2 separate regions of the Homo sapiens genome follow, and region 1 is linked to region 2. The links are chromatin contacts, found by Hi-C or POLR2A ChIA-PET in ENCODE. All regions are on one chromosome and are shown on one strand. Each heading gives the region's core, a stretch centred on a gene start or an enhancer-like site at or near the end of the contact. The rest is flanking DNA. Distances are from core to core; before and after follow the strand shown. Region 1 holds the start of C19orf84 (chromosome 19 open reading frame 84). Region 2 holds the start of ZNF160 (zinc finger protein 160).

The links. A loop is a pair of places that touch in the nucleus more often than their neighbours do. ChIA-PET counts read pairs that join two places held with the same protein, here RNA polymerase II (POLR2A). Pooled maps may share reads with other maps.
Region 1: a pooled map shows a loop between it and region 2 (5-fold over the local background). The contact joins the promoter of C19orf84 here to the promoter of ZNF160 in region 2. A Hi-C loop is called at or near these places in 1 of 37 single-sample maps with no recorded cell type and 4 of 50 pooled maps. POLR2A ChIA-PET finds 5 or more read pairs at or near these places in 1 of 52 experiments (WTC11).

What each region holds. Positions count from the first base shown.
Region 1 is chr19:51,388,583-51,393,408 of GRCh38, reverse strand. It overlaps C19orf84 (chromosome 19 open reading frame 84), which reads left to right and starts at 2,818. Exons shown (of 2, transcript NM_001193623.2): 1 at 2,818-2,931; 2 at 3,900-4,826. The coding sequence starts at 2,897. The coding sequence ends at 4,425.
Region 2 is chr19:53,101,722-53,106,226 of GRCh38, reverse strand. ZNF160 (zinc finger protein 160) reads left to right here and starts at 2,805. Exons shown (of 6, transcript NM_001322131.2): 1 at 2,805-2,962. RefSeq lists a silencer at 2,353-2,762.

The DNA.
Region 1 (4,826 bases), core at 1,569-4,068, 1.7 Mb after region 2:
TTCATATTATTCATTAAAATAGATCTCCAGTCTTGCCAACATAGTAAAGCCCCATCTTTACTAAAAATACAAAAATTAGCGGGGCGTGGTGGCAGGCGCCTGTAATCCCAGCTACTCAGGGGGCTGAGGCAGGAGAATCGCTTGAACCCGGGAGGTGGAGGTTGCAGTGCACTGAGATAGCACCACTGCACTCCAGCCTAGGTGACAGAGGGAGACCCTGTCTCAAAAAAAAAAAAAAGACCTTCATTTTACAAAATAATTTAGAACTCCCCCAACTCTCAAGGTTGTGAAAAACAAGGAAAGACTTAGAGAGTGCTGCAGATTAGAGAAGACTAACGAGAGAGGATGACTAAATCCAATGTGGTAGTCCAGATTGGATCCAGGACCAGAAACAAAGGACATTAGTGTAAAAACTGGTAAAATCCAAATAAAGCCTGCAGTTTACCTAATAGTCCTGTCAGTTTCTTAGTTGTGACTAATGTACCATGTACATTACATGACAATGTAAGATGGCAACATTAGGGGAACTCCTGTCTGGAGTAAATGAGAACTCTCTGTATTATCTTTGTAACTTTTCTCTAAGTATAAAAGTATTCCAGGCCAAGCATGGTGGCTCATGACTGTAATCTCTTGGTACTTTGGGAGGCCAAAACAGGAGGATCTCTTGAACCCAGGAGTTTGAGACCAGCCTGGACAACATTCTGAGACCCTGTCTCTACAAAATAAGGCACCCCGTGTGGTAGTGTGTGCCTGTGGTCCCAGCTACTTGGGAGGCTGAGGTAGGAGGATGGTTTGGGCCCAGGAGGTTGAGGCTGCAGTGAGCCATGATCACACCACTGCACTCCAGCCTGGGTGACAGAGGGGGACCCTGTCTCAAAAAAAACACACGCAAAAAGTATTGCAACATAAAGCATTTATTTAAAAATATAAATACCTATGCCACTCCTCTTAGCTGATTATTTTCCAGTCCCTGAATCACTACATTTGTTTTACTTTCAGAAGCTGTTCCCTCCCCAGGAATATTCAACTTCCAGTCTTCCAGTACCTTCCCATAACAGCCTTTTCTAACCATCTTATCTACTTAATTTTTTATTCTTTTTTTTTTTTTTTTTTTTTGAGATGAAGTTTCACTCTGTAGCCCAGACTAGAGTGCAATGGTGCCATCTCAGCTCACTGCAGCCTCCGCCTCCTGGGCTCAAGTGATTCTCCTGCCTCAGCCTCCCAAGTAGCTGGGACTACAGGCATGCCCCACCATGCCTGGCTAATTTTTGTATTTTTATTTATTTATTTATTTATTTTATTTATTTTTGAGACAGGGTCTCACTCTGTTGCCCAGGCTGGAGTGCAGCGGCACGATCTCAGCTCACTGCAACCTCTGCCTCCCAGGTTCAAGCGATTCTCCTGCCTCAGCCTCTCGAATAGCTGGGATTACAGGTGCCTGCCACCACGCCCAGCTAATTTTTGTATTTTTAGTACAGATGGGGTTTCACCATCTTGGCCAGGCTGGTCTCAAACTCTTGACCTCAAGTGATCCGTCCACCTCGGCCTCCCAAAATGCTGGGATTACAGGCGTGAGCCACCGGGCCAGGCCCCTAACCACGTTATCTGCTCTATCTCCCTACCTCGGTGACTCTATATCCTCTTGCCCTGATTTGACATCTTCAGGTACATATTCTTACAGAATATATGCTATGTATGTCTCGTCTGTCTCCCTTACAAGCATGCAAGTTTCCTGAGAGTAGGGGCCATGTCTATTCTGTCCCGTGTGCAGCCTGGAGCCCAAATCATAGCAGGCATTGAATATTTCTTAAATGAATGCATGTAATAATGACGATTGCTTCTCAGCAAAACACTGTCACAACCACCAGCAATAACAATAAGTAAATCTCATGTGTTCAGCCTAATTGTGGTCCAGATTCTGTGTCTACTAATACACAAGTAATATCACAAGAACCTGGACAGTAATATTAGCCCCATTTCTCAGATGGAGAAACTAGGGCATAGAGAGTAGAAGCACCTAAAGTAACAAAGCAAGTTAGAGACACGGCACCTAGTAGAACCCAGCGCCTAGAATGGCTAAGACCTCCAGACCATCTACCACGCCCTCTGCCCTAGGGAGTGTCCACATTTCCCTACCTAAAACGTCCCTTGAGTCCTAAAGAATCTGTCTTGAGGATATGGCAGGAATAAAGAGAGAGAAAGACAGAGAGAGAGAGAGAAGGGGGCAGGGGTCCCGGGACTACTGAATCTGAGAGAGGAAGGGGGCTGGGGAACCAGAGTACGGGGTCTGAAGAAGGAGGGGCTGGAGCCTGGACTCCCGGGTCTGAAGGAGGAGTGGCTAGGACCCTAGACTTCCGGGTCTGAGGGAGGAGGGGGCTGGGGATCTGGACTCCTAGGTCTTAGGGAGGAGGAACTGGGGATCTGAACTCCCGGGTCTGAGGGAGGAAGAGCTGGGGATCTGGACTCCCGGGTCTGAGGGAGGAGGGGCTGGGGCCCTAGACTTCCGGGTCTGAGGGAGGAGGGGGCTGGGGATCTAGACTCTTGGGTCTTAGGGAGGAGCTGGGGATCTGGACTCCTGGGTCTGAGGGAGGAAGAGCTGGGGATCTGGACTCCTGGGTCTGAGCGAGGAGGAGCTGGGGATCTGGACTCCTGGGTCTGAGGGAGGAGGGGCTACAGGGTGCTGGAGGCCTTAAGTAAGTGATCTTGGGGAACTAGATCCAGGTCCCCGCCTGAGCTCTTTCTTTTGGGATCCCGGATAACTCCGCGAGCCACGCCCCATTTCTGACCCGGCCAAGCCCCGCCTCTCTCGGCCTCGGCCCCTCCCCAACCTTCCCGGGCCCCCGAAGGATCTCGGAGGCGAAGTTGCTAGAAGATACGTAAGAGGGCCCCAGTGGAGATGGAACAACCAAAGGACGGGGCTGGGCCTGAAGGGTGAGACAAACAAAGACCTCCTGAGAGGGGGACAGAGACCCAGAGAGAGGAGGGGACAGAGAAAACGAGAGAGAAAGGGCGCGCTGAACAGACCTGCATAGAGAATCAGGAAAAACAAAAAAGGCTCAGGTATCATCACATAGGTACAGAATCTTAGAAGATCTTGGTGAGAGTTGAGCGAGATACTTAGAAACAGGCGGAGGCCGGGTGCAGTGGCTTATGCCTGTAATCCCAGCACTTTGGGAGGCCGAGGCGGGTGGATCACATGAGGTCGGGAGTTCGAGACCAGCCTGACCAACATGGAGAAATCTGTCTCTCCTAAAAATACAAAATTAGACGGGCGTGGTGGTGCGTGCCTGTAATCCCAGGTACTCGACAGGCTGAGGCAGGAGAATCGCTTGAACCCGAGAGGCAGAGGTTGCGTTGAGCCAAGTTAGCGCCATTGCACTCCAGTCTGGGCAACAAGAGTGAAACCCCATCTCAAAAAAAAAAAAGAGCTAGAAACAGATACTCATCGAACAGAAATTTCCAAGAATAAACCAAGAAATGTGAAGACTCCAGGGATCCCCAGAAGGCTGGAGAAATCGTAGCTGTCCACTGTTTTAGCACTTACCAGACCCAGCGCTGTCATACGCACCTTTGATACCATCCAAAGCCATCTGTGACTATAAACAAATTAAGGTTCGGAATAGGAAAATGATTTGTCCAAAGATACACCACCAAAAGCGAGGCCACCAGGAATTGGAACTGAGTTCTGTCTGGTGCCGAAGTTCATGGCAGAGCTGTCTGTTTCTTTAGAGAGACCCGGGTTAGAAACAAAAAGAGAGAAGCGGGGGAGGAAGTCACAGGTGGGCACTGAGGATGGAGAGATGGCTGCCTTCTGCAGAGGTGCAGAGACAGCCTGGCAGCGAGAAACAAGAAAGTACGGAGACGCTGAGCCCCACTGACCTGTCTTTTTGTTGTTCTAGGAACAACCTGTCCCTGCCGTCATCTGGGACCGAGCCATGGCCCCCTGCGCCTCTCCCAGCCCCTCCACCCTTGCTCCTGAACTCCACAGACCCCACCCACCTGGGGCTCCCGGAGAGCGTGGCCTCTGTCACCGTGCCCATACGCCTGGACACCCTCTCCTGCCTCCTGCACAGCGCCCTGCTGGGGGCCTACACCTTCCAACAGGCCTTGCCCTCTTGCCCCTGCTGCTCCCAGGCAGGCCACTCCCAGCCGGGGGCAGTTAGGAGGCCTCCCAGGGGACGCGGAGGCTGGGAAGTCAGGCACAGGCCAGGCTGGGGCCGAGGCCTGCATCGACGGGGCCTTGGGAGAGCTGAGCAGCCAGAGAGGGGCCGGGCGGGGGGCCCTGGGGCTGGCCCCAGGACCCCACCAATGACACTGCCATCACCACCAACACTGCCTGCCCAGGATGGGAAGAAAGAAGCTCGAGGTCCAGAGCCACCCCTGGAAACACCACTGGCTGCTGAGGACTGGGAGACAGAGTACTAGGACCTTGGAGGGTCAGGCACCTGAGATTGCAGTCACCCAGGAGGGTTTTCCTGGGGCCCAGAGTGATCTCAGCCCTGTCAGAAGAACCCCAAGAAACATCTTCCATCCTCCCCTCTCCCCAAAACCACAATCCCAGGAGTAGCTCCTGTGAGGCACTTGGTGAACCTGACCTAAGTCACCTGAATCCCAAGTGAGAAGAAAATCCTAAACCTCGTACCCAAACCTGTCTCCTTGATGGCCTCAACCCCATTCCCAATGCCATCCCCAACCACAACCACAATCCTTACCTCATTCTCAACCCCCAGGGCTCCTCCAACCCCATTCCCTATCCTCTCCCTAATCCCAAAGCCACTCCTACCTGCCTCTCTCTTCCCCACTCTCAATACCCTGTTCCCAAACCC
Region 2 (4,505 bases), core at 1,556-4,055:
AGTGGTACGATCTCATCTCACTGCAACCTCTGCCTCCTGGTTTCAAGCAATTCTGCCTCAGCCTCCTGAGTAGCTGGGACTACAGGGACAGGCCACCACACCCAGCTAATTTTTGTGTTTTTAGTAGAAACGGGGTTTCACCATGTTGGTCAGGATGGTCTCGATCTCTTGACCTCGTGATCCACCCGCCTCAACCTCCCAAAGTGCTGGGATTACAGGTGTGAACCACCGCGCCCAGCCTTATTTATTTATTTGAGACAGAGTCTCGCTCTGTCACCCAAGCTGAAGTGCAGTGGCACAATCTCGGCTCACTGCAGCCTCTGCCTCCCTGGTTTAAGCAATTCTCCTGCCTCAGCCTCCTGAGTAGCTGGGATTACAGGTGTGCACCACCACGCCTGGCTAATTTTTGTTTTTAGTAGAGATGGGTTTTCGCCATGTTGACCAGGCTGGTCTCGAACTCCTGACCTCATGTGATCCACTCGCCTCAGCTTCCCAAAGTGCAAGGATTGCAGGCGTGAGCCACCATGCCCAACCCTCTGAACCATTCTTTGTCAGTGTAATTTGGAACAACTTTTCCTTAACAACAGCCAACAGCCCCTCCCAAGAGTAGGCTTTTTTTTTTTTTTTTGAAAGACAGGTTCTCACTCTGTTGCCCAGACTGGAGTGCAGTGTCAGGATCATAGCTAACTGCTGCCTCGAACTCCTGGGCTCAAGCAATCTTCCTGAGTAGCTGGGACTACAGGTGTGTGCCACCATGCCCAGCTAATTTTTAAAAATTTTCTGTAGAGATGGGAGTCTTGCTATGTTGCCCAAACTGGTCTTGAATTCCATGATGAGCCAGGCTCACATTTGTAATCCCAACACTTTGGGAGATCAGGGCGGGAGGATCAGTTGAGGCTAGAAGTTCAAGACTTGCCTGGGCAACATAGTGAGAATCCGCCTTTGCAAAAAGTAAAAAAATTAGTGGAGTGTGGCGGTGCAAACCCGTAGTCCCAGCCACTTGGGAGACTGAGGTAGGAGGATCACTTGATTCCAGAGTTGAAGGCTGCAGTGAGCTATGGTCTTGACACTGCACTCTAGCCTGGGCAACAGAGCAAGATGCTCTCTCAAAAAATAAATAGACCGGGCACGGTGGCTCACGCCTGTGATCCCAGCACTTTGGGAGGCCAAGGTGTGGGGGATCCCTCGAGCTCAGGAGTTCGAGTCTAGCCTGAGCAACATGGCGAAACCCCGTCTCTACAAAAAGTACAAAAATTAACTAGGCATGGTGACGTGTGCTTGTAGTCCCAGCTACTGGGGAGATTGAGGTGGGAGGATTGCCTGAGCCTGGTAGATGAAAAGTTGCAGTGAGCAGAGATGACGCCACTGCACTCCAGCCTGGGTGACAGAGCAAGACTCTCTCCAAGAAATATGTAACATTTTTAACATAACATAACATAACATAACAAACTTTCCCTGAATAACTGTAGTCATGCCAAGTGCTCATCCACAGCCTCATAACTTGTGCTTGTGCTTTCTAGCCTTGTTTACTCCTCCATATATGAAAAAAAGAAAAAAAAGCTTTTTAGTTTGTGTCTCTTGGACATTTTCAGATCTTGTGATTGGAACATTCTCTCTATTGCAATAGTCCTTTTGAATAAAATCTTCCTTCTCTAAGTCTGAATTTGTCATTTACAGTGGTAAATATCTTAATTGTTCTGAGATAAATTATGTATATTATCTTTTTGTGGCAAAGGACTTAATATATATTCAGTAGGTGAAAGTAGTTCCTGGGGCCAGGTATGGTGGCTCACGCCTGTAATCCCAGCACTTTGGGAGGCTGAGGCGGGTGGATCACTTGAGGTCAGGAATTCGAGACCAGCCTAGGCAACATGGTGAAACTTCATCTCCGCTAAAGAACGTGGTGGCGGGCGCCTGTAATCCTAGCTACTCGGGAGGCTGAGGCAGGAGCATTGCTTGAACCCGGGAGGCCGAGGTTGCAGTGAGCAGAGATCATGCCACTGCACCCCAGCCTGGACGACAGAGCGTGACTCCGGCTCAAAAAAAAAAAAAAAAAGTATAGGCGTTTGAGGTTGTCATCTCGCACGGAATAGAATAGTAAGTATAAAAAAGGACAATGCAATTTATATCTATTTTTTAAAAGTTACTGCTAATTTCAGGGCTTTTAAATTACTTAATTTTAATCGCAGAAACTTTTCCAGCATGCCATCACCGCTCCGTGTCAACCCATGTTCCCAGACTCCTGGGCTGCTTCAGCGTCAATAACATTACTGGGTAAACGCGCTAGCAAAAAATGCTTTCAACATAAACCGCCTCCATTCTAAGAGGAAAGCAGTTTGGTTTCCAAAATAACCTACACAACTGTGCTTTTAACTTGAAACCGTTTGAAACATCTACGCCGTTCCACAAGACACTACAGATGGCTCTGGGCGCTGGGCTGTGGGCATCACACGAAATCGCAGACCCTAACGTGTCCCGTCCAGCCCCGCCTCTCCCCCGGGTCCCTTCCTGGCGGTCCCTCTGCCTCCCTCCCCCGCGGTCCCTTCGCCTTCCTCCCCCGCGGTCCCTTCCCGCGGTTCCTCCCCGCCCTTCCCCGGCGGCTCCTCCCCGGCCCGCCCCCGGGTCCCTCCACTTGGTCACTCCCCACCCCTCCCCGGTGGCTCCTCCCCGTTCCTTCCCTGGGGTCCCTGCCTGGCGGCCCCTGCTTCAGCCCGGCTCTCTCAACGCCCCGCCCTTTTCCGGTTCCGCCCATCTCGGACCCCGCCCCGGGCCGCTCGGTCGCTTTCCTTCGCGCAGTTGCCCACAGACCCGGAAGTGGATCGTGCGGAGCAAGCATCACACCATGGCGTATGAGTGTTCCTCTGTGTAGACTCAACCTGCGCCTCGCCGTCCCCCATTCGCACACCCGATGCCCGGGGGTCGCTACGGACTTAAAATCTCCGCACCGCACCCTCCACCTCAGGTAAATAGGCCTTGCTGTGTGGGCCCGGAGACGCTTCCTTTTGGGTTAAAGTCGCCCTGAGGCTGGTCCCTGCCCCCGGTCTTTCTGCCTTGGGCCAAGTAAACACGGCCTTTCCCGGTTTTTTAAACGTTTAAGCAGGATTTTCCTGCTTAAAATCCTTTACTGACTCCTCCTCCCGCCCCGCATCGCTTAAAGTCCTCACCGCCTGCCCTGGGCGCCTCCCAGCCTCGCTCTCGTCGGCCCCTGGAGCGCAGCGCCGCCGACCCAGTCCCGGGGAGGCCGCGCCTCCGCCTGGTCCTGGGATCCTGCACATCCCACCCCTGTCCTAAGGCGCCGTCGCCCCCCACCTCCCTCCTCCTCGTGCCGGGCCCTGCTGCTCCCCAGGCCTCCCCTTCGCAGTCACCGCTTCCCTTGAGCCCTCGTTGGGGAGGTGCCCGGGGCCCGTCCTGTGACACCCGGTGTTTTTGCCTGCCCAGCTCCACCCCCTGGAAAATGTACTCCTCCAACATGCAGACATCTTACTACAAACCCTCCAGTGAATGTGTGGCCCAAGGGAATCAGGAGAAAGAGAGACAAAGAGCCACTGAGAGGAGATGGAAAAACCAAGAAAGAGAAAAGAAAAATGAGGGAGACCCATAAACAGATGGCAAAGTGGAGGATGGGTGAGAGATTTGCAGCGACAGAGTGAAAGAAGCAGTCAAGAAAGTAGCAGGGGCAGAAAAGCAATTGGCGAAATGTAGAGAAAAGCTCGATGTCCCGAGATGCAGGACAACAAGATAAGGAGAGGGACAGCAAAGAAGGAGCCTCCTCAGACAGAGAGTGGGGGAGAGGAGAAAGGATTTGGCCGAGGGCAGACAGAGCTGCGTGGTGCTGGGACAGCTGGAGGGGACAGCTGGTGACAAGGCGAGCAGAGGGAGCACCACAACACAGGGAGGCCTGGGATCTGGGAGTGCCAGAGAGTGGGGATAAGCGGGTGTAACAGGGAAGAGGGGATTTAACAGGGAGAGCAGAGGAGGCGCGGAGATGGGGTAAGAAAGAGGCAGAAATAGATGGAGATTGGGACGATGAAAAGATTGGAAAGAAAACGCCACAAGAGGTGAAACAAATTGGAAGAATGGAGTAGAACAGATATAAGGGGAAAAAACAAAGAAGGGAGAAACAGCAGAAGAAAAAAGAGGCACAACATCGTCAGAATCCTAGGGGGAAGATAAAAGGGGAAAAAGGCTGGAGAGACAAGGTGAAAGTGAGAGGCACAAAATGGGGGAGAGGAACACATAGTTATAAAGAAAGAGGGGCGCCCTGGGGCCAGGTGAGAGGTGAGTTGAGATTGGATATGACAATTTGATTTCTCTATTTATAATGTGTTACATTTAAATTGTAATCTAATTGTTTAAATTCTACATATAAGGATGAGAATTACAAAGCTCTGTGTAAAAGGCTTGTGCATTTTACAATTATGGCATAAGAGGCTAGCTTTCATTTGCCCATGCTGTTTAGCCATTGGGCAGTGACTTGCCTCATTCAGTTATGGGTCTCCCTCTTC